Linked DNA regions of Homo sapiens: region 2 is linked to region 1. A link is a loop called in an ENCODE intact Hi-C map of the cell type or tissue named here. Cell type or tissue: mammary epithelial cell. All regions are shown on one strand. Links, peaks and the distances in the headings refer to the core of each region. The heading gives the core; the rest is flanking DNA. Region 1 has its middle 12 kb from the start of AK3. Region 2 overlaps SLC1A1 (solute carrier family 1 member 1).

Evidence for each region. Peaks named below come from ENCODE experiments on the same cell type or tissue, not always from the same donor. Only the 100,000 strongest peaks of a DNase experiment are listed, where the experiment ranks them.
Region 2: a loop joins it to region 1, with 4 times the contacts of the local background. A loop is called at or near these places in 2 of 110 quality-filtered maps.

What each region holds. Positions count from the first base shown.
Region 1 is chr9:4,744,218-4,761,363 of GRCh38, reverse strand. No RefSeq gene overlaps it. Among named protein-coding and RNA genes, the nearest start is that of AK3, 12 kb to the right of the region's middle. In mammary epithelial cell, for the core only: a CTCF peak has its summit at 11,143 (motif pointing left); no DNase peak of the experiment used is centred there.
Region 2 is chr9:4,506,336-4,514,335 of GRCh38, reverse strand. All of the region lies in intron 1 of SLC1A1 (solute carrier family 1 member 1), which reads right to left. Among named protein-coding and RNA genes, the nearest start is that of SLC1A1, 20 kb to the right of the region's middle. RefSeq lists an enhancer at 7,522-7,581. In mammary epithelial cell, for the core only: no CTCF peak of the experiment used is centred there; DNase peaks (open chromatin) are centred at 4,935 and 5,685.

The DNA.
Region 1 (17,146 bases), core at 6,526-14,525:
GCCTGGCCAACACGGCAAAACTCTGTCTCTACTAAAAATACAAAAATTAGCCAGGTGTGGTGGTGGGCGCCTGTAATCCCAGCTACTCGGGAGGCTGAGGCAGGAGAATCACTTGAATCCGGGAGGCAGAGGTTGCAGTGAGCCAAGATAGCACCACTGCACTCCAGCCTGGGAGACAGAGCAAGACTCTGTCTCAAAAAAAAAAAAAAAAAAAAAAAGGGAAAACGAAGTGCCTGGAATACCAAGCTATCTTTCTCCCCAAAGATCCAGGGAATGCAGAAATTTTAAGCAGGAGAATGACTTGAGAAGATCTGCATTTTTGGAAGATCTCTCTTGGCAGCAATGCTGAGGGTGCAGGACATCCGGCTTGGGTGATCAGATGTCATTTTCTAAGAGTATACAGAGGGAGGGACAGGGTTGGGGGCAGTGGGTCAAGGAAGAGTAAAAGGGACACAAAAGGGAGCCTGGGCACGGTGGCTCACCCCTAATCCCAGCTACTTGGGAGGCTGAGGCAGGAGAATCGCTTGAACCCAGGAGGTGGAGGTTGCAGTGAGCTGAGATTGCACCACTGCACTCCAGCCTGGGCAACAGGGTGAGACCGTGTCTCAAAAAAAGAAAAAACAAGAGACACAAAGGGAAAGAGGAGGCCAGGCATGGTGGCTCATGTCACAGGAGGAAGAAGTTCAAGAGATCCATGGAGACTGTAGTTAGTAACAATGTATTGTATACTAGAAAATTGCTAAGAGAGTGGATTTTAAGTGTTCTCACCACACACAAAAAGAAATGTGAGGTAATGTATATGTTAATTAGATTGATTTTGCCATTCCACAATGTGGACGTATATCAAATATCATGTGGGACACCATAAATATATACAATTTTTATTTGTCAGTTAAAAAATTTTGAAAGAGCAATCATTTTAGAGTTTTCCCAGCTTGTAGCCATGAGGGGTTACATGGGTGTCTTTATGTCCACAAGAAGAGCGGCACTGAGTAGGCAAAAGGACAGGTGCCCAACCCACAGCTTCTGCTTATTCCCTTCCTTCCCCTTGACCAAGCTGAACTTACAGCCTGACCACAGAATGACCCAACAAAGCTAAATTTAATTGTGTTTGGAACCTAGGAGCAGACTCAATTTGATTTCTAAACCTCCCGAGAGAAGCAGTGTACCCAAGGCCATCTATCGTGTGGCATGGATAAGGGAGTCTGTCTTCTCTCCTTTTGTCAGGGAGTTCTGGGGTCTGTGTTCATTTCCCAGTTGTCCTTGACAACCCTGTTTTATGCTGGACAGCAGAGTGGGAAAAGCACTGGTCAGGAACCAAACGAATTACCGAATTGTCTGACACTGTCGCTTAAGCTGGCTGTCTCTGTTTTCTGTCTGTAGAACAGGGATAATAGAGCCTGCCCTTAATCATTGCGTGGTTGGTCTAAAGGGTGAAATGAGACAGTGCTCTCGAAACTGTGAAATGTGCCAGGAGCGATGGCTCACGCCTGTAATCCCAGCACTTTGGGAGGTGGTGGTGAGTGGATCACTTGAGGTCAGGAGTTCGAGACCAGCCTGGCCAACATGTTGAAACCCCGTCCCTACTAAAAACACAATAATTAGCCAGGTGTGGTGGCCTGCACCTGTTATCCCAGCTACTTGGGAGGCTAAGGCAGTGAGCCGACATCGCGCCACTGCACTACAGCCTGCGTGACAGAGACTCCGTCTCAAAAAAAAAAAAAGAAAAGAAAAGAAGAAAAGAAAAAAGAAAAAAAATAAACACTGTAAAACGAATATAAGATAGGCCCTACAACTAGGAGCTGCGTTACCGGAGTTAGGTCGGGAGAAATAATGCAGGAATGGCGCCCCCTTCTGTGCGGCGCAGGAACTGCAACACACGCTGGCGGCAGCCTTCATCCCTGGTGGGGTCCGAGCCTCAGGCATCTCAGGGAGGGGACCTTGAGGGGAGGGTGGCATAGAACCAGAGGGAAGTCATAAAACTGGGCCTGGCATCTTCACAGCAGCTTAGAATTCTCAACCATGACCTTCTATGCCCACTTCGGGACTCCATTAGTCACAGTGGGTCTTTCCTGCAGGAGACTCCAGCCAAGATATTTAGGCCAGATGATTTTTTTTTTTTTGAGTTTCGCTCTTGTTGCCCAGGCTGGAGTGCAATGGCACGATCTCGGCTCACTACAACCTCCACCTCCTGGGTTCAAGTGATTCTCCTTCCTCAGCATCCCGAGTAGCTGGGATTACAGCTGTCCACCACCACGCCCAACTATTTTTTGTATTTTTTAGTAGAGATGGGGTTTTACCATGTTGGCCAGGCTGGTCTCGAACTCCGACCTCAGGTGATCCACCTGCCTCGGCCTCCCAAAGTGCTGGGATTACAGGCGTGAGCCACCGCGCCCAGCCTAGCTTCTAACAGAGTTTATTACTTTTCTTTTTCTTTTGTTTTCTTTTCTTTTTTTTTTTTCTGGCCAATTGACGCTTCTGTGGACCTAAAAGGAAGAAGCTGAGGCGAAATTAATATAGAGAGTTTATTGGGGTCAAGGTTGAGAACTGCAGCCTGGGACACACTTTCAAGTTGCCTTGGAGAGTGCTCCCAAGAACAAAAAGAGAGCCTCGAATGTTTAAAGAATATAAGACGAATCAGGAGAGGGGGCAATTACAAAATTGATCATTAGGATTTCTCATTGGCTTACAGAAATAACACTGATTAGTGATTGGCTAGACTTTGTTGAACTATAGGGTGTATGGCATTTCATGGCTAATTGGCATCAGTTAGTCTAGAGTCTTCATAGCAAGAGACTTCAAGAGATCATTATTCAGCTCGAGAAGGAGTGAGATGTGACTGCAGTTACATCCCAATGCCTCTCTGGGCCTGATAATGTAAAGGGGTTCATATTTCTCAGATTAAAAATTTATCTTTTATCAGTGACTTGCGCCTGTAATCGCAACACTTTGGGAGGCCAAGGCAGGCAGATTGTTTGAGCTCAGGAGTTTGAGACCAGCCTGGGCAACATGTCAAGACCCCACCGCTACTAAATTAGAAATTAGCTGGGTGTGGTATCAGGCACCTGTGGTCCCAGGTACTGGAGAGACTGAGGTGAGAGGATCACTTGAGCCCAGGAGGTTGAGGCTGCAGTGAGCCATGTTTGCACTGAGCGGGGTGACAGAGCAAGACTGTCTTAAAACAAACAAACAAACAAACAAAACCTTTTCTTTTCCCTCCACACTTGATAAGAATGGTTTTTCACCTGCTTATCCACAAATTCCATGCCATTCTCAGGAAAAGTGAATTACAAGCCTGAAGCAAAACTGCAAAGAGGGCAGGGTTTGTCTGGAGGCTCCTTCCCCCACTTTCTGTACAGGAGTTTTCTTTGAGAGCATCATGAGCCAAGAGCCAGATTATTCTGGATTCCTTTCCCATCCCATCCAAATCCCAACCTCCCTGTGCCCAAAGCATAGTGGCTCTGCTGTCTGCTGTGACTAATATGATTAATTAACTTTTAAAAAGTTATTGCTAGGTGACAATATCTTAATGTGCTAATGTATTTGTCTTTTAATAGCAGTCTTTAAAAACTGGAGCCAAAGATGGGGGATAGAGGTAAAGAGAAGGATAATTTCAATGTCATATTACACAATTTGTCTGAAGAGATTATTTGTATACAAGGCCCTCCATTTACATAATGATAAGGCATGCCAACAACAGGAGCCTCACTGTCCCTCTGAGACAGGCATGATCTTCATTATGCTATTGAGACAAGCGTGGATCAGAAAGGTCAAGTGCTTGCCAGGGTCTGTAGAACTAATTAGTGATGAAACCAGGATGAGGACTCAGCTACCTTAGGCTAATTTGCACTTCATTTCTTTGCCACCTTATTCTACTGTGAGAGAATATTTAATGAGGTGGAAGTTGCAAATATTGACTGAAAAGAGACACTGTTTTTTTTTTTTGTCTGCAGATTTACATTATCCTTTGCTTTGTTTTTTTTTTTAATAACACTTGTCACTACATTGAAAAGATGGTGGGAAGGAAGGAGAGAAGAAAAGATAAGCAGAGCAAAAAAAGAGAGGGAGCAACCAGTATATACCTAGCATTTTACATATGCGACATAAAAATTATAAGAGGTCACTGTTTTAGACTAAGTTTCTGCACTAGGCCCCAGCAGACCAGACTAAAAAGAATTTCCACATCCATGTCACCAAACCCAAACTAAATTGTTATCTGACCTTCCTAGAAATCCGAAGAAAGAGATAATAGCCAATTTTCCAAATAGGCCAATCTTCAATTGGCAGGATAATGAAGTGCCTTCTGCTTTAATTCCTACCTAAAAGAAGTAGCCTGCAGTAACCTGATGTTAGCTCATCAGTTATTTTTCTATTGTTCTGTCTCCTCCTCACAGGAAAGCAGCTTTGCAATGCCTGATACACACCGTTCTTTGCCTCTGCTTTCTTCACCTTTCCCTGTCTGTAATTCAGCCCTTTCTCAGCTCCTAGAACACTTATTCTGTTTTACAGAATGAAGTGTTGTCCGACTCTAGAATCACAATTAAAACCAGGTGAGCTCTTTAAATTTGCTGTAATTTTGTCCTTTGACACATATATAATCTTATTTAAATCTTGCAACAACCCCATAGGGCAGGTATTATCCTTCCCCTGTTTCATAGAGGCAGGCTGGTGAAGCTAAAAGAGGTTAATGATTTTGCTCAAGGTCTCTCAGCCTGTGAAAGTCAAACTCAGCTGTGTGTAACTGCAGATCCTGTGATCCAGGAAACTCTTGAATTTCAAGGAGGACGATTACCCTCATGGGAGTAAATGATTACCTTTGTAAACCAAAAATAAAATCCTAAGCTTCCCAGCTGACGGATTGGACTCTTTCTTGGCCAAGAGAAATCTGAAAAACTGAGTCCCTGGCCATGATGGGATGGGAGGTCAGGCGCGCCTCATTATACTCCCTCGCTTTTACAGTTTAGACACAACAAATGCGCAGCATTCATGTTAAAATAGAGATCATGAAACTTAACAAGAGGGACTCTTTGTGAAAATAAGATACCAAATTATAAACAGGACCTGAGGCTATGCCCGACAAGGGTTAAGTCACAAACCCCTGCAGGTCACTCTGACCCAGACTTTCTTGACTTAAATGTTCCTTTCTGTGGACTTCAAATTTTTAGACAAACCTTTACTCCTTTAACCAATTCCAATTTTTCTTTTTCTTTTTTTTTTCTTTTTTTTGAGACAGGGGTCACTTCATTACCTAGGCTAGAGTGCAGTGGTGTGATCACTGCAGCCTTGACCTCCTAGGCTCAAGTGATCCTCCCATTTCAGCCTCCTGAGTAGCTGGGACTACAGGCACATGTCACCACACTAATCTAATTTTTAAATTTTTTGTAGAGATGGAGTCTCACTAGATTGCCCAGGCTGGTCTTGAACTCCTGAGCTCAAGCCATCCTCCTGCTTTGGCCTCCCAAAGTACTGGGATTATAGGCATGAGCCGCTGTACCCAGCCCAATTGCAAATTAAAGAATATCTGAGTCCGCCTATGACCTGTAAGCTCCTGCTTCAAGATATCTCACCTTTTCAGGCCAAACCAATATATATCTTCCATGTATTGGTTTGTCTTTACCTGTAATCCCTGTCTCCTTGAAATGTCTAAAACCAAACTGTCACCAACTACCTTGGGCTCACTTCCTCAGGACTGCTTTGCGGCTGTGTTTCCAGGGGCCATGGTCACACATATTGGTTCAGATTAAACCTCTTTAAAACATTTTACAGCTTGTTTTTTTTTTCTGTTAACACATTATACGTGGGATCTGGGATAGAAATGCCCTGTATGGGCCACAGCCTGTGAATTAATGGGGCATTAATAGGATAACGTGATGTCTCATTTCTGGAGGGAAGTCAGTGCTATGGTGGGGGAAGTTTTGTATCAGAGGACAAGCAATGCCTCAGGCTAAGAGAAACTAACCAAGGAAGTATGCTTTATGGCCAAGGTTACGGTATCTGACATCTGTCAGGAATGCCAAAAATAGATATGTGAGATTTGTAGAAAATTCCAAGAGAAAAAACTTCAGAACATGGGTTACCTCCATTACAAAGGAAGCCACTACCTGTACTTAGATTTCTATGAGCTAATCAGAGAGCAGTCACAATTTATAAAAATAGAACTGGTCATTACACAACCAGTTTCATTTGTTTTATTTTGCCTTTGACTTTCAGGAGTTGCTTTTTTAAATGTTTTAGAAAATGGGCCTGACGAGGTGGCTCATACCTGTAATCACAGCACTTTGGGAGGCCAAGGCGGGTGGATTGCTTGAGCTTAGGAGTTTGGGACCAGCCTAAGCAACATAGCGAGACTCCTTCTCTACAGAATATACAAAAATTAGCCGGGCATGATGGTGCGTACCTGTAGTCCCAGCTACTCGGGAAGCTGAGGTGGGGGGGATCACTTGAGCCCAGGAAGTGGAGGTTGCAGTGAGCCAAGATTGCACTACTGCACTCCAGCCTAGGTGACAGAGTGAGATCTTGTCTCAAAAAAAAAAAAAAAGAAAAAAAGAAAAAGAAAGGAAGGGAGGGAGGAAGGGAAAGAAAGAGAAAAAGAGAGAAAGAGAGAGAGAGAAAGAAAGAAAGAGAAACAGAGAAAGAAGAAGAGAGAGAGGAAGGAAGGAAGAAAGGAAGGAAGGAAACCTTGTTGCACAATTAACAAAGTGAAATCTTCAGAGACACATGGCCTCCATCCCTGTGCCTCAGCTCTCTATTCCCTTCTCCTCCTAGAGGTAATCAAGGTTTTTTTGTTTGTTTGTTTTGTTTTTTGAGATGGAGTTTTGCTCTTGTTGCCCAGGCTGGAGTGTAATGGTGCGATCTCTGCTCACTGCAACCTCCACCTCCTGGGTTCAAGCTATTCTCCTGCCTCAGCCTCCTGAGTAGCTGGAATTACAGGCATGTGCCACCATGCCCAGCTACTTTTGTGTTTTTAGTAGAGACAGGGTTTCTCAATGTTGGTCAAGCTGGTCTTAAACTCTCAGGTGATCCGCTTGCCTTGGCCTCCCAAAGTGCTGGGATTACAGGCGTGAGCCACCACGCCCAGCCTGGTAGTCAGGGTTTTTTGTTGTTCATTTTCATTTTATTTTTCTATTTCTCTGCCTCCCAGGCTCAAACCATCCTCCCACTTCACCCTCTTGAGTAGCTGGGACTACAGATGCACACCACCATGCCCGGCTAATTTTTGTATTTTTGGTAGAGATGGGGTTTCACCATGCCACCCAGGCTGGTCTCCAACTCGTGAGCTCAGGTGATCCACCTACCTCAGCCTCCCAAAATGCTGGAATTACAGGCATGAGCCACCTTGCCTGGCTTGTTCTTCTGGTTTAAAAAATGTAAGTATAAGGATCTATTCATATCCTCTTCTCCCTTTAGTTAAACGGTAGGATATTACCTTTATTTTTTGCCACCCTACTTTTTTCACTGGCAGTCATGCCACAGATATTTCTTATGGGTTCTACAAGTGCACAGTATTTTACTATGTTAATGAATCTCAGTTTTATTCAATCATTCTGTGCTGAATGAACTTTGGGGATGTTTCTAGTCTCTTACTATTAAAAGTAGTGCTCACTGAATAATCTTATGTATATGTCTTTTTGTATTTTTGAGATAGATGGATCAATTGGTAAATGGTATATAAAATTTTGCTAGATTTTGCCAAATTTCCCTTGAGAAAGAAAAGTAGCTCAGAGCAGTCTGAAGAATGTGACGTATGTAAAATTTATTAGGACCAGAGAGACATGACAATGAGTCTTCAGGCCAGGCATGGTGGCTCATGCCTATAATCCCAGCAATTTGGGAGGCCAAGGCAGGTGGATCACCTGAGGTCAGGAGTTCAATACTAGCCTGGCCAACATGGTGAAACCCTGTCTTCACTAAAAATAAAAAAATTAGCCGGGCGTGGTGGCAGGTGCCTGTAATCCCAGCTACTCTGGAGGCTGAGGTAGGAGAATCGCTTGAACCCGGGCGGCGGAGGTTACACTGAGCCAAGATCGCACCTGTGCACTCCAGCCTGGGTGACACAGGGAGACTCTGTCTTGAAAAGAAAAAAAAAAAAAAAAAAGAATGAGTCTTCAATCACAGCCTGCCCCCTTTCCCAGGTGTCATCCTCTCCCTCACCAGGGCAGCTGCTTAAAGGCAATTTCTTTTTTCTTTTCTTTTCTTTTCTTTTCTTTTCTTTTCTTTTCTTTCTTTCTTTCTTTTTTTTCTTCCTTTCTCTTTCTTTCCTTCCCTCTCTCTCTCTCTCTCTTTTTTTTTTTTGATACAGAGTATTGCTCTGTCACCCAGATTGGAGTGCAGTGACGACATCTCAGCTCACTGTAATCTCTGCCTTCTGGGTTTAAGCAATTCTTGTGCCTCAGACTCCCGAGGAGCTGTAATTACAGGTGCATACCACCACACCTGGCTAATTTTTGTATTCTTTCGTAGAGATGGGGTTTCACCTTGTTGGCCAGGCTGGTTCTCAAAGTCCTGGCTTCAAGTGATCCACCCGCCTCACACTCCCAAAGTGCTGGGATTACAGGCATAAGCCACTGCACCCAGCCTGGTTAATGGCATTTAGTTTTTTCTTTCCTTCCTTGTAGTTTCCAGACTAGCTGATAAATTACCTAAAATGCTATCATAAATTGCACTATGTGGCCTTCACCCATTATATTCATGTTCTTGGGATTAGTGATATAAAGAATAATGTATAGCCAACCAATAGCTCATGTTCAATTTAGGAACCACCCCATTTTTTCCTTTGGAAACCCACTTGTAACTGCTGCTAATTGGAGCATATATTTCAGGGCAACTTGAACATACATTTCCGAAATTAAAGTACTCGAATTTGGCCCAAATACACTTTTGATTTATACTAATTTTACCTCAGTTTCATTCTTAAGGCTGACACCCTCCTCATGGATGGTACCATTTTTTGCATTCCCACCAGCAAAATATGAGTGCCTCTTTCCTCACCGCCTGGTAAACACATTATATTGTTGAACTTTGAGATTTTCTCCCAATCTGATAGTTGAAAAATGGCATCTCATTTTAGTTTAAATTTGCATTTATTTTACGGGTAGTACGATTCAACATTTTCATATATTTAAAGGTCCTTTATTTTCATTTTGTGTGTGTGTGTGAACTGCAAAGTGTTTGTATCTCTTGCCTATCTTCCATAGGATGGGTTTCCTTCCCTTCTCCATCTTTAGAAGCCCATCATATATTAGGAATATTTGCAGCAGTGTGCTAAAGCTGGCTAGTGCCAGCTTGCAAGTGCTGACTGTTAAATTTTTAGGAATTTTGCAGTCCCGCTGATGTAGCATTAGTGCAGCTGATATTACATTGGCAAGTTAACACTGGCTATGGTGGAGTATTTACTCTATGGAAATTGGCAAATGCGATAACATCCTCCTGACCCCCACTCCCGGGAAGAACACATTACTGGACATTAACCCATTGTCTATGACATAAATTGGAAATCATATTCCCGGTTTGTCATTTATCTTTTAATTTTGCTTATGATGTCTTTTGCTATGCAAAAATGTTATTGTTGTTTTGTATACCTCCAATTTTGGTCTTTTCCTGTATTGCATCTGGATTTTGAGTTAGAGTTAGAAAAGTGTTTCCAATTTCTTGATTATAGAAAATTTTCATCATATTTTCTTCTAGTATTTATATAGCTTTACTTCTTTCAAAAAATTAGATATTTGATCCATTGGAATTTATCTTAAGTGGAAAAACAGATATGATGGTGCTCTTGTTTGAACATGTCCTCCTAATTTCATGTGTTGGAAATGTAACTCCCAAATTTATAGATTGGTGGCATTTGGATGTGGGGCCTTTGGGAGATAATTAGGATTAGATAAAGTCATCAGGGTAGGGCCTCCATAATGGGACTGGTGGCTTTATAAGAAGACCAGAGACCTGAGAGGTTGACATGCTCTTGCTCTCTTGCCATGTGATGCACTCTGTCATATTATGATGTAGTAGGAAGGCCCTTACCAGATGCTGGCACCCTGCTCTTGGACTTCCCAGCCCCCAGAATCACGAGCTAAGTAAGCTTATTTTCTTTATAAATTACTCAGTCTGAGGTATTCTGTTATAGCAACGGAAAACAGACTAAGACAGATTGTATCTTCTTCCACTGGCTACCCATTTATGACAGGACTATTTATTAAGAAGGTCTTCTTTTTCTCTATTGATTTGAGATGGCATATTTACCACTTATTAGACTTCCAGATGTCATTAAGTTTATTTTTGGGTTTTCTTATTTTTTAAAATTTTTGGCTTTTCTATTCTGTTTTATTCATGTGCTGCCATGGGTTTGAACATTTGTCCCCATCAAAACTTACGTTGAAATTTATGCCATTGAGACAGTGTTGGGAGGTGGGATCTTTGGTTAAGTATTTGGCCCATGGGGCTCCACCCTCCTGAGTGGGTTTAGTGCCTTAATAAAGGGGCTTTCAGGCATGGTCTCTTTGTCTCTCTCTCCCTCTCTCTCTCTCTCCCACCAGATGCTAGCACCTGATCTTGGACTTCTCAGCCACCAGAACTGTGAGCCAATATGTTTCTTTTTCATTATAAGTTATCCAGTCTCAATATTTTGTTATAGCAGCACAGAATCCACCAGGGACTCATGTTGGGTCTACATTTAAAATATATGCAAGAAGAGGGCATCCGCAGAGGACAGCTGCCCGGCACAAGTGCCAGTCTGAGTGGAGTGAGGAAGATGTCTCCATGTAGACGGCAGTACAGTGTGGCTCAGGGTTTTGGAGTCTGCACAGAGTGAGTAGAATGCTCATAGCGATAAGCAGCCTGGCCTGTGATGTCAGAGCCCAGAAGTGGTGAGAAGGATGTCTGTGGAGGGGGTGGTCTGGTCCAGCATAGAGTATCAGAGCCCCAGCCAGATAAGAGTGTCCATATATCAGGCTGATGAGTGGTCGGTATGGAATTCTGTAACCCAAGTGGGGTGAGGAGGACATAGAATAAACTAAAATATGTGTCAATATTATTTTCTTATGGTACAGGCTTCCTCATTGTCCGTCTTTCTTAGGGCTTTCTCAGATATTCTTATTTATCTTTCCAAGTGAACGTCCTAATAAAATTGTCTTAGCTCTAAGGCGCCCTCTTCTGTTTCTTTTGCAAAGTGTTAAACAATATGACATTGTAGTATCTGAGTTCCACCTTCTCTGTTCTGTTCCTTGACTTTTGTCTAGACCTTATCTTTCTTTTTTCTCTAATATCCTTGTCTGGATAATTTGAATTCTACTCCCAGAAGTTTCTCCTCAGAGAAAGCATTTCCTATATGCATCCAGTACAATTTGAAATCACTAATTTAGCTGCTGAATAGTTATGGAATTTGGGGCAAAATTATCCTCATTTTTTAAATCTATAAATTGTAAATGAAATGTAATTTATTTCATAAGGGGTTTTTTTTGACAACTAGAAGTAATTTTCTTTTTTCTCTTTTTCCTTTTTTTTTTTTTTTTTTTGAGACAGTCTCATTCTGTCACCCAGGTTGGAGTAGAGTGGCACGATCTCAGCTCACTGCAACCTCCACCTGCCAGGTTCAAGCGATTCTCCTGCCCCAGCCTCCTGAGTAGCTGGGACTACAGGCAGGCGCCACCATGCCTGGCTAATTTTTTGTATTTTTAGTGGAGACAGGGTTTCACCATGCTGGCCAGGCTGGTCTCAAACTCCTGACCTTCTGATCTGCCCACTTCGGCCTCCCAAAGTACTGGGGTTACAGGCGTGAGCCACTGTGCCCAGCCTAGAAATAATTTTCAATCAGTTCTCAGTCCTACCTATCAGCAGAATTTGACTCATTTCATCATATTCTTCTTGAAACACATTCTTCAATTGACTTCCACGACACCATACTCACCCAATTTTCTTCTTAATTGGCCTCTCCCTCTCTTTCAGGTTTTTTCAATGTTTCTTCCATATCTTCCAACCTCAAAATGTTAGACAACCTCAGAACTCAGATTTCAGACCTCTCCTCTCTATCTAAAGTTGCTCCCTAGTGAGCTTGTACCATCTCAAAAATTTAAACATATTGACAACTCTCAAATTTATGTCTCCAGCCTGGACCTCTACCCTGTGGTCAAAATTTATACATCTGCCTCCTTCCTTATTTTCTCTGCCTGGATGTCCAACAGGTATCTCGAAGTTAACTTATTCCAAAACAACTCTAATATTTTCACCCAACCTGTTTCTCTTATAGTCTTCCCAATCTCAGCTAATGACAATTCTATTCTCCCAGTAGCTCAGGAGAAATCTCTTTTTTTCCCTCACTTTAATCCATCGAATCCACCAGGGACTCACGTTGGGTCTACATTTAAACTATATGCAAGAAGAGGGCATCTGCAGAGGAGAGCTGCCCAGCACAAGTGCCAGAGTCTGAGTGGAGTGAGGAAGATTTCTCCATGTAGACGGCAGTACAGTGTGGCTCAGGGTTTTGGAGTCTGCACAGAGTGAGTAGAATGCTCATAGTCATAAGCAGCCTGGCCTGTGATGTCAGAGCCCAGAAGTGGTGAGAAGGATGTCTTTGGAGGGCGTGGTCTGGTCCAGCATAGAGTGTCAGAGCCCCAGCCAGATAACAGCGTCCATATATCGGGCTGATGAATTGTCGGCATGGAATTCTGTAACCCAAGTGGGGTGAGGAGGACATCTGCATGGAGAAAGGGTAGGCAGTGGTGATAGAAGGTTGGGTATACACAGAGTGACTGATCATAAATGTGGATACATGAAGGACATGAGAGTCTGTTAGAGACACTAACTCAAAATCCAGAAGCAATGTGTTACTCTGTGTTAGGTAGATAAGAATAAAAGAAGACTGAATGTAGTGGTTCACACCTGTAATCCCAATATTTTAGAGGCTGAGGTGGGAGGATCCCTGGAGCCCAGGTATTTGAGACCAACCTGGCCAACATAGCAAGATCTTGTCTCTACTAAAAAAAATTAAAAATAAATAAATAAATAAAAATTAGTGGGGAGTGATGGCATGTGCCTGTAGTTCCAGCTACTTGGGAGGCTGAAGCAGTAGGATCAATTGAGCCCAGGAGGTTGAGGCTGCAGTGAGGTATGATCATGCCACTGCTCTCCAGCCTGGGTGACAGAGTAAGACTCTGTCTCTAAAAAATAAAATAAAATAAAATAAAAATTGGTGGCTTCAATATATGAGGAGAAGACAAGACTAGGATTGTAGTGAAGGATGGAAGGGAAAAAATGAAAATAAATCCTAGAATATTAGATCAGAAATGAAGGTATCAATGTAAACTCATGGCTTCAGTAATACATAGATAAACATAGAAATAAATGTAGATGTAAACGTGTGTGTAAATGAATACAAACATATTTACATATTCCTTAGCCCTGTCCTCTGAGAGGGCCTTAAAGCAGCAACACATTAATAGTAATGAGCACACTGAATGCACGGGCCTCAGTTTCTAAATTCCATATTCCACTAAAGGAAACCAGGGATTCTTGGAGAAATGGTTGATCTCAGCCATTTCAATGTGTTGCTGGGTCTAGGAAGTCCAAGATGAACCTGGACCTTCTTATGCCAGAAAGTAAAGAAGTGCACAAAGAGTAATGGGGACATGCCAAAAGGACACAGATGCTAGCTAACACGAAGGAGATTCCATTAGCCAAATCTTAAATGATTTGAACATCAAAATAAATAATAATGACAATGGCTTACAACCAATTTAATAAAATAAGAAACCATATAAATAAATGTAAGATAGTGAGTAAATTAAAAGTTTGATGAAAGATAAGGTATTTACAAAGTCTGAACTTCAACTACCCTCTTACAGAATACTTTTTTTTTTTTTAAAGACAGGGTCTCACACCGTTGCCCAGGCTCTAGTGCAGTGGTACGATCATAGCTCCCTGCAGCCTCCACCTCCTGGGCTCAAGTGATCTTCCCACCTCAGCACCCCACTCAACCCACTCCCTGAGAGGCTAAGAATATAGGCTGGGCCACCATGCCCAGCTAATTTTTTTTGAATTGTTGCCCAGCTGGTCTTAAACTCCTGAGCTCAAGCAATCCTCCCTCCTCAGCCTCCCAAAGTGCTGGGATTATAGGCGTGAGCCACCGTGCCGGGCCTAGAATACTTGTTAATTACAAATGGAAAAAGAGTAATTTCATAGTGGAGAGATCCTGCAGACACCACCTTAACTGGGTGATCAAAGTTAGCATCATCAATAATGCAACACATTAAAATCATATGCCATCTGATAGAACATAACAAAATCACAGCACTACTTCTGTAATATTATCTACCAAAGATGAATAAGCTGAATAGAATCATGAGAGAACATCAGATAAACTCAAAGAGAGGGTGTTCTACAACATAACCTTCCCATAATCTTCAAGAGTGTCAAGGTCATTACACTGGCATAGTATGGGAAGTTAAAAAAGAAAACAAAACAATGAACAAAGAGTGTCAAAGTCATAAAAGTCAAGGAAAGACTACGGAATTACTCCAGATTGAAAGAGAACTGAAAGAGAATAAAGACATGGAAACTGAATGCAATGTGTGATCTTGAAAATCACACAACTAAAATTTACTGTATGATTTCATAACTTCTGTTATAAAGAACATTAGTGGAACATTTGGGGAAAACTGAATAAGGTCTGATTAAATGTTAGTCATGTGATTTTTTTCTTATTTTAAAAGTTATAGTGTGGTTATGCAAAAATGTCATTGTAGGAAACATACATGAAAGTATTCAAGAATGATGGGGCATCTCAAATGGCTCAGAAAAAAAGAATCTTTGTACTGTATTTGCAACTTTTCTATAAGTTTGAGATTATTTCTAGGAAATGAATATTTGTATTCAGAATCCAACTAGCTCTCATCACCTATACCATGCAAGCTTAAGTCATCATCCTCTCTCACTTGCATTATTACTTAAAACCACCATGATCACTTTATTTTCTCCCATGGCTTCTGTGGTTCAGGAACTTAGGAAGGGCTCAGCTGGATAGTTTTGGCTTGAGGTGTCTCACGCAAGTGCAGTTAGATGGCTAGAGTTGGGACACCCAGGGAATAAAGCACTACTCTCTCCATGTCATCTCAGGACGTTCCTAAGTGGTTTCTCCATGTGGGCTAATCTGGACTTCCTTACAGCCTGTTGGCCTCAGGGCAGTCAGATTCCCCATGTGGCAGCTATAGGCTTCCAAAATGAGTGTCCTGGTGAACAAATCAGAAGCTGCTTTGTCTTTTATGACTTAGCCTTGGAAGTCACATAATATCACTTCCACCATGCTCAATTGGTCAAAACAGTCACAGAAGCCTATTCAGTTAAAGGTGGAGGGGACAGGGACCTCACCTCTTGATGGGAGAAGTGTCGAAGATAAGCTCATGGACTGGGAGTGGGCGTCGTGGCCATCTTCAGACAATACCATTTGCCACAGTGGTTTGTTAGGCCCTGTAAGGTCTGGACCCTCACTACCTCCCTGAGCTTTCTTGTTGAATAACTTTCATTTCTTGCTCTCTCTGTTCCAGGCAGAATGGCTTCTTTGGAAACTCAAGCACGCTCCTCCCTCAGGGGCTTTGCGTTTGTTCTTTTTCTCTCTAGAACATTCTTCCCCCAGATATTTTATTTATTTATTTATTTTCGAGACAGAGTCTCACTCTATCACCCAGGCTGGAGTGCAATGGTGCGATCTCGGCTCACTGCAACCTCCATTTCCCGGGTTCAAGTGATTTTCCTGCCACGGCTTCTTGAGTAGTTGGGATTACAGGTGTGCACCACCACGCCTAGCTAATTTTTGTTTGTTTGTTTGTTTGTTTATTGAGACAGAGTCTCACTCTGTCACCCAGGCTGCAGTGCAATGGCGTGATCTTGGCTCACTGCAACCTCTGCCTCCCGGGTTCAAGTGTTCAAGTGATTCTTATGCCTCAGCTTCCCAAGTAGCTGGGACTACAGGCACATGCCATCCCACCCAGCTATTTTTTGTATTTTTAGTAGAGATGGGGGTTTCACCATGTTGGCCAGGCTGGTCTCGAATTCCTGACCTTAAGTGATCCGCTCATCTTGGCTTCCCAAAGTGCTGGGATTACAGGTGTGAGCCAACACATCCGGCCAGGATATTCATTTATTTATTGAGACAGGGTCTTGCTCTGTTGCCCAGGCTGGAGTACAGTGGTGTGATCACAGCTCACTACAGCCTCAACCTTCCAGGCTCAAGCAATCCTCCCACCTCAGCTTCCCAAATAGTTGGGACCACAGGTGCACACCACCACACTGGCTAATGTTCTTCTTCTTCTTCTTTTTTTTTTTTTTTTTTGTAGAGGAGGGGGTGTCATTATGTTGCCTAGGCTGGTCTCAAACTCCTGGACTCTAGTGATCCTCCCGTCTTGGCCTCCCAAAGTGCTGGGATTACAGGTGTGAGCCACCACACCTGGCCTGGAGTGGATTTTTATAGTAGTGGATAACTGATGTACCTTCCTTCTCTTTGTCTTACTACAATCACTACAATCCTAGTAATTATTTCTCAAACATGAACCCTCCTATTCTTTTGTTCTCACCTAGGTAACACATAGTGTGAAGCAACATACAAACACATATACATGTTTCTTGGAAACAAGCTGTATTAGTTCCCTAGAGCTACAGTAACAAATTACCACAAACTAGGGGGCTTGAAACAATAGAAAGTTATTCTCTCACAGTTCTAGTGACTACAATTCATAGCCAAGGTAAGGGCAGGGTTATTCTCTCCCAAGGATCCTAGGGGAGAATCAGCTTTGTGTCTTTCTCTTGGCTTCTAGTGTCCCTAGCAATCTTTGGTGTTCCTCGGCTTGTAGCTGTATAAGCCCAATATCTGCTTCCATCGTCACATGGCATTCTCCTGCTATGTTTTCAGGTCATATTGGATTAAGAGCTGACCATCTTCCACTATGACCTGATCTTAACTACTTATGTCTGCAAAGACCCTATGTGTAAGTAAGGTCATCTTCTGAGGTACTGGGGATTAGGACTTCAATATATCTCCTGGGGGAATACAATTCAACCCATGACACATGCCTATCATTTCCCCCTCAGTTGTACATTGTAGAGTTGTACATTGAAGACTTAAACATTTCAGTCTTCAAATGTGACAAAGGCCGGGCATGGTGGC
Region 2 (8,000 bases), core at 1-8,000, 240 kb after region 1:
CACTCAAGGTTTTGCTCTTTTCAGGGATGAGAACTCAGTAGAAAACAGGAATTCCCCACCAGTAAACACAGACCCTCTCTTGCAAATGCTGGACATGTATGCACCAACTGACTCTTAAGGGCATGTTTGTATGTGTGTGTACATGTGTTGATCATACAATAAAATTGACTATTTTAGTGTACAGTTCTATGGTTAACATGTTAAAATTCTTATAGCCACCATCAAAATTAGAATATAGAACAGCTCCATCACGCCAAAGAGCTCTCTCATGCTGTATCTTTCTAGTCACACCTTTCTCCATTCCTAACCTCTAGCAACCACTAGTCTGTTTTCCACCACTATGGTTTTGTCTTTTTGAGGCTATCATGCAGATGGAATCATATTCTATGTAAGTTGTGAGACTGGTTTTTTCACTGACTATAATGCCTCTAAGATTCATCTGAGTTTTGTACGTATCAATGGTATGTTCCTTTCTCTTGCTGAATAGATCACGTTTTATGGATAGACAGTAGTTTATTTACTTATTGAAGAATATTTGACTCGTCTCCCATTTTGATTGATTATGCAGAGTGCTGCTATAAACACTCACATACAGATTTTTGTGTGAACATGTTTTCCTTTCTCTAGGACCTATACACAGGAGTGGGACTGCTGTGCCATATCATAAAGCTGTATTTAAGGTGATAAGAAAGTGCCAAATTGTTTTTTAGAGTGGCTGTACCATTTTATATTCCCATATCAGCAGTGTTTAATAGTACCAGTTGCTCCACATCCTCATCAGCACTTGGTGTTGTATTTTTTTTTAGCCACTCTAATAGGTATTTACTGGCATCTTATTGTGGTTTTAATTCACTTTTCCCTAACGGCCAACGATGCTGAATATTTTTTCATGTGTTTATTTGCCATCAGTATACCCTCTTCGGTGAAGTGTCTGTTCAGGTTTTGCCTATTTTTAAAGTTTGATCATTTGTTTTCTTATTACTTAGTTTTGAGAGTTTCTCTATATATTCTGGATACAAATTTAGACAAGTTGGATATATGATCTGCAATTCTTTTCTCCCAGTCTGTAGCTTGTTTGTTCATTCTCTTAAGTGCCTTTTGGAGAGAAAGAGATTTATTTGTTAAAGTCCAACTTACCAATTTTTTTCTTTTATGAATTGTGCTTTGGCATCTAGATCTCTTTGCCTAACTCCAGCTCATGTAGATTTTACCCCTATGTTTTCTTCTAAAAGTCTTATATCTTACTCTTTTCCTTTTGGAGTTAATTTTTGAATGTAATGTGATTTTAGGTTGAGGTTCATTTTTTTTTCTGCATATGATGTCTAGTTGTTCCAATACCATTTGTTGGAAAGACTATCCTTTGCTCTTTGAATAGCTTTTGCACCTTTGTCAAAAATCAATTGGAGGGCCAGGTACAGTGGCTCACACCTGCAATCTCAGCACTTTGAGAGTCTGAAGCAGGAGGACTTCTTGAGCCCAGGAGTTCAAGGCTGCAATGAGCTACAATCATGCTGCTGCACTCCAACCTGGGAGACAGAGTGAGACCCTGTCTCAATTTAAAAAAAAATAAAAAAGACCAACTGGGCATATTTCTATGGGTCTATTTCTGGAATCTCTGTTCTGCTTCATTCATCTATTAGGTTGGTGCAAAAGTAATTGCAGTTTTTGCCATGTCTACCTTTTCACCAATATTACACTTGATATCTTGAAAACCATATTGAAATAAGATAGGATGATTCCTCCAACTTTCTTCTTTTTCATAATTATTTTAGCTCTTCTAATGCCTTTATCTTTCCATATGAGTTTTATTTGTTGTTTGTTTTTTTTGGAGACAGGATCTCACTCTGTCACCCAGGCTTGAGTGCAGTGGCGTGATCATGGCTCGCTGCAGCTTCAATCTCCCGGGCTCAAGCAATCCTCCCACCTCAGCCTACCAAGTAGCTGGGACTACAGGCGCATGCCACCATGCCTGGCTAAGTTTTGTATTTTTTTGTAGAGTTTTGCCACGTTGCCCAAGATGGTGTTCAATTCCTGAGCTCAAGCAATCTGCCCACCTCAGCCTCCCAAAGTGCTGGGATTACAGGTGTGAGCCACCGCACCCTGCCTCCATATGAATTTTAGAATCAGCTTGTCTGGTATATCTACAAAAATCCCTGCTGGGATTTAGATCAGAATTGCATTAAATCTATACATCAATTATGGGAGAACTGACATCATTACTATGTTGAGTCATCCAATCCATGAACAACTTATGTCTCTCCATTTACTTTGGCATTCATTGATTTCTTTCATCAGTGTTTTATAATTGTCAGAGTATAGATCCTATATATATTTTGTTACATACCTAATCCTTACCTTTTGGAGCTATGTCACACAATGTATTTAAATTTCCATTTTCAGTTGTACATTGTTAACATATAGAAATAACAAGTGATTTTTGTGTGTTAACCTTGTATCTTGCAGCCCTGCTAAAATCACTTATTAGTCTTAAAATTTATTTTGTAATTTCTTGGGATTTCCTGTGTAGAAAATCATGCCATCTGTGAATAGGGACAGTTTTGTTTCTTTCTTTTCAAAATGCCTTTTATTTCTTTTTCTTGCCCTGTTGCACTGGCCCAGGTTTCCAGTGAGATATTCAAAAGAAATGGTGAGAATGGACACCTTTGCCTTATTCCTGCTCTTAGGGGGAAAGCATTCAGACTTTCAGCATTAAATATAAGCTGTAGTGTAGTGTAGTGTGTGTGTGTGTGTGTGTGTGTGTGTGTGTGTAGAATTCTTAAGAGTTTAAGGCAAAACATGCTTAATTTTTCTTCTCCTCTGCTATGGTATGAATGTGTATGTCCTCCTTCAAATTCATATTTTGAAACCTAATCATCAATGTGATGGTGTTAGAAGGTGGGGCCCTTGAGAGGTGATTAGGTCGTGAGGGGAGAGCCCTCCTGAATGGGATTAGTGCCTTTTTGAAAGAGTCCCAGAGAGCTGCCTTGCCACTTCCACTGTGTGAGGAAACAGCTAGAAGGCATCATTCATGAGCCAGGAGGTGGGCCCTCAGCAGACACGGAATCTAATGGCACCTTGATCTTGGACATCCTGGCCTCCAGAACTATAAGAAATAAATGTCTGTTGTTTATAAGCTACGTAGTCTGTGGGATGTTGTTACAGCAGCCAGAACAGACTATGACACCCTCTCTCAGTTTTTAAAGTGATTTCTGTCTCAATTCCATCAATTTCAAACCATGTGGTTAATAACTAAACGACTTCCTGGCTTTTGTAACTATGAATTCAATAAAATTTAACTTATGAGTGTTGTATTGATTGCTTTCAGGAAATAGCTCAAGAACATAACAGATAAAAGGCAGGTCTGTTGCTCTTGCTAAGGGACAGTATCCCTTGTCCCTGCAGTGAACAGCATACCTTCTAACTCTCAATTTGTTTACGGTGGAGCTGAAGCCCTAAGTAGTCCAGAAGCTTGGGGGAACATGGTAGGATGAGGGAGGGACCCTGGTCTAGCCAATCAGATCACCATGTTCCTTTGGTCCCAAGACTATATTGAGGAATGGAGCTCTGACTCAGGGCTGAGTTAGCCTAAGGCTAAGGCCATGGAGTCTTGTTTGAACTAATAGGGATCAGAAACTTTATCTCTCCTGCTGGGTGTGGAACTGGGAAAAAGAAACCTTGACCTGTGCTGGCAGCTGTATCAACACCAGGGAAGAGTCTTGCTTGGGAGTGAAAATGACACAGGTGTAAAGAGACTGTATGTAAGGAGACAACAGGTCCAGATGATATTAAACCCCTGTACTGGAAGCCAGGTACTGTTTCTAGACTCTTATGGTATCTGAGCCATAAATTTTATATGTCACCCCCGCCTCCTTACACCTTTCTGGATTAAGCCTGTTTGAACTGGATTTTCTGTTGCTTACAATTAGAAGAGTCCTAAATTATAGTGGGGAGACAGAGAAGCTGCCACTGGTATTCTAGGTGCCTTCTCCGCCAGCCACATTTGCCCTCCTTGCATGGAAGAAAGGCTGGTAGATGCACGGGCAATGCTTTCTAGATGTAGAGGCCTAGGGCTAGGCTTGTGTGAACAGCAGGAGATGGTCCTGCTGGTATATAGCTAGAGGCTGTGGAAGCCATTCTTACCTCTCATTTCCCATAATGCCCTTAAGCAACAGCCACCAGTATCACCAGATGTTATCAAAATAGACTGGGCGTAGTGGCTCATGCCTGTAATCCCAGCACTTTGGGAGGCCAAGGTGGGCGGATCACTTGAGGTCAGGAGTTTGAAACCAGCCTGGCCAACACAGCAAAACCCCATTTCTACTAAAAATGAAAAAATTAGCCAGGCATGGTGGCACATGCCTGTAATCCCAGCTACTTGGAAGGCCGAGGCAAGAGAATTGCTTGAACCTGGGAGGCAGAGGTTGCAGTGAGCTGAGATCATACCACTGCACTCCAGCCTGGGGGACAGAGCAAGATTCCATCTCAGTAAATAAATAATAATTTCCCTGCCATCATTCCTAGACTTTGTATCTTTTCAACACTTCTTGATGTCCCGAGAAAACCTTTCAGCATGGCACCTCATGCCATATGGCTCTGTGCTAGTCACTCTCCATTTGCCCTCCGATTCACCCTCTGTCTTTCTTTGTCCTGCTCTGTGCACTGGGAGGGCTGATCCAGGGTTCCTTGCCTCTGGTTTTGGCTGGGTTTAGCAAATGAGAGGCAGTAGCTGTAGATCTTAATGGTAGAAAGAGACAGAGGTTGGGTTTTTTTTTTTATTTTCTCCCGCCCTCCCTTCCCCTGTTCTTCTGCAGCCACATAGGCCCTGCCTTTTGGTTCCCTGCCACAACTCAGCCCTCACTGTACTGTGGAAACCCCATCACCCTCTCTTGTCTGTTCAGGCCTAGATGAGCTAATAGCTTCCCAGTTATTCATCCCTGGGTGCCTCACCATCCCTTGCTGATTCCTTTTACCCTGCTGAACTCTATAAATAGTCCCTTGATTCAATTCTGCTCAGTGAAACTCTTTTGAGTCTGCTTCCTGCCAGGTCCCTAACCAATACAGGCCTGCATGTCCTTCTCACCCCCCAATCCCAGCAGATCCAGTCACAGCAAACTCCTTGCTATTTCTTAAAGATGCTCCATGCTTTTTTGTTTACATGCTTTTTTGCTTTCACACTCTTGTTCACACAGATCGCCCTCCCTTGAAAGCCCTTTGCCACTATCTCTGCCTAATAAACTCCTACCCACCCCTTAAAGCCTAGTTAAAAAGCCACCTCCTCCAGAAAGCCTTTCCTAGGCTGTCTTCTCAGGTGGAAAGAATCTCTCCTCTGGACCCTACTCAGTTTTATCTGAATTTCTATTACCCCCTCAAACAGGTCTAATTCGTGCTCTCCTTCCCTTTCATCTCAAGCTCCCAAGGCAGAAGCATTTGTCTGCTCATTCCTGTACCCCACCGCCCCGGCATCAAGCTTGACACACTGTAGGTGTTTGATTGACACCTGCTGCATTGAGCCGAACCAGGACTGCATTTTAATTGCTATTTAATGCACATGCCCAGGAAGCCACTGCACTTTCTAACCTTTGCTCATCAAACCTGATTATGAAAGGCAGGAGAAAATCACTGAGGGAGGATGTCATGAGCAAAGCATGAAAACTGGGCCACAGGAATGTGGATGAATTTATTGTCTCAGGGCCATCGAACCCAGAAGTGTGTCATAAACAGTCTCTCCAGTAACTCCTGACTTGTGAGATGTTCTCCTTTTACAATGGCTATGGTGCTGTACACATGACAATTCAAGTGCCCAGCTCCTCACCTGGGGATGCCTCCTGGGGATGGAGTCTTAGGAGTCCTTTGGGCTCAAGTGAGGGTGAGCTTAGTTGGGAAAGTTAGGACCAGCCCACAGGAATCTAGTCTCTCGAGCAAATATCCAACTGGCTTAGAGCCCAGCAGGTGGGTGAATCTATCAGTCTCGGGACAACCAGACTCTCACTCTCCCACAGGTGTATCAGTACCATGCATGTGTGCTTGGATTATTTCCCGAGATACATATCTATGACTTGTGGATTCCAAAGTCTTGCATTTTCTACCTGTGGTTGACTCTCTTTATTCTACTTTTTTCCTCTTAAAGTGATTTGTTTGCTAATCTCATGGGTGATTCTACCTATCATCTTGTTTGCATTCCTGTGAAGACCCTTTATCTATCCCACGGTCACGTTCCACTCTTTCCCTTCCTCAGTATCAGGGCAAATATTTGGCTTCCAAGCCACTGATGGAATTTCTGTCCCTTGGCTCAGACTTGTACGGTTTGGAGAGGCCCTGGAATCCTCTGCTTGAAGGGTACACCTTTTCCTCCACTTTAACTAACATCACGTGTCCCAGATCACTGCCTCTTTACAATAGCCAGTTTCACATGCCTGTAAACACCTTCTTGGTTCACTACACAATCTTAGGAAGCCATCTCCCTGTGTGTAAATAAAATCTGACCATCTCTCCTGCAGCAGGTTTTAGTCAGGTACAACTTAAGATCAGATCGACCTCTGGGAGAAAGAAGGTGGCCGATCATCCTGGATTTTCTAAACCTGCCACAAGCCTGGAACTCCTGGGCGAACTCTGAACTCAGAATGCTAAGTCGAAGTACCTGGGTCTCCACAACATTCTTCAGCCCGTTCCTTAGGTCTGCTTACAAAACTTGTGTCATCTTGAATGCTCTTCCTCATGACTCCCAACCATGCTGCCTGACTGCTAACTGTTCACCCTTCTCTCTTAACATTTGTGGAGTTGTAACTTTCCCCACTCCCAGAAGGACCACAGAAACATTTACTTTTATCTTTAAGTGAGTTAAGACATATTTTAAGAATTTAAAGAATTTAAGACACAATAACAAACATTCATAAGGAACTTCATGATTTCAAAAAGTAACTCCATGTGGATCAGCTCATTTAATAACAACAGTGGATTACATTAAAGGTCCAGAAATGACTGTGAATGCATCTGGGATGACCACCAGAGACCAAAAAAATCAAACATGGTGAGTATAATCTTTGCACAGTAACACTTGAGGATTTTGTTTACTCTTGGAATCTATTTTTTTTTTTCTTTTTTGAGACAGAGTCTTGCTGTGTCACCCAGGCTGGAGTGCAGTGGCGCCACTTTGGCTCACTTGCAAGGTCCACCTCCCGGGTTCACGCCATTCTCCTGCCTCAACCTCCCAAGTGGCTGGGACTACAGGTGCCCACCACCACGCTCAGCTAATTTTTTTTTGTATTTTTAATAGAGAGGGGGTTTCACCATGTTATCCAGGATGGTCTCCATTTCCTGACCTAGTGATTCACACACCTCGGCCTCCCGAAGTGCTGGGATTACAGGCGTGAGCCACTGCCGCCAGCCTACTCTTGGAACCTTTTATTATATGTCTGTGGGAATCTTCAGCCCCCTTAGTACTGCCCTCATGGAAAACAGATGTTCCCTGGGAAATGAGGGGAGGTTCTAAGAGGGGAGAGAGAATCTAAGAAAGAATTACTGGCTGCATACTCCACACACTGTGATCTGCCAACCCTTTTCCCTAGTACACAGGGCCCTGAATAGGCTTCAGGAAGCCTACACAAGCTCAGTGATGAGCACCAATTAGATAACTTCAGGGTTCTAGATCTTAGGTGCAGTAAGTCCAGTCTTTCACAGTTACTGACTTGAGGTTAAAAAAGCAACCAAGCATTACTCAAGTATTTCCACTTAAGCAAAAGTAGACGTAGATTTCTATTTTTTTTTTTCAAAATAAATAAGCTAGTTGGAGATTATTGGAAAATACCAATATTCAATGCAGATGTTAAACCAGATACAGAGGAGACCCAGGCATGCTATTTAAGGTTATGGTTTCTGAATTGGCAACAAGATCTTTTCTTAGGTTATATCAATTTACTTAACATAGAACAGCATATTTCAGGCCTTTTCCACTTAATAACAAAAGTCATCTGTACACAAAGCCCAAACACAACCATATAGCA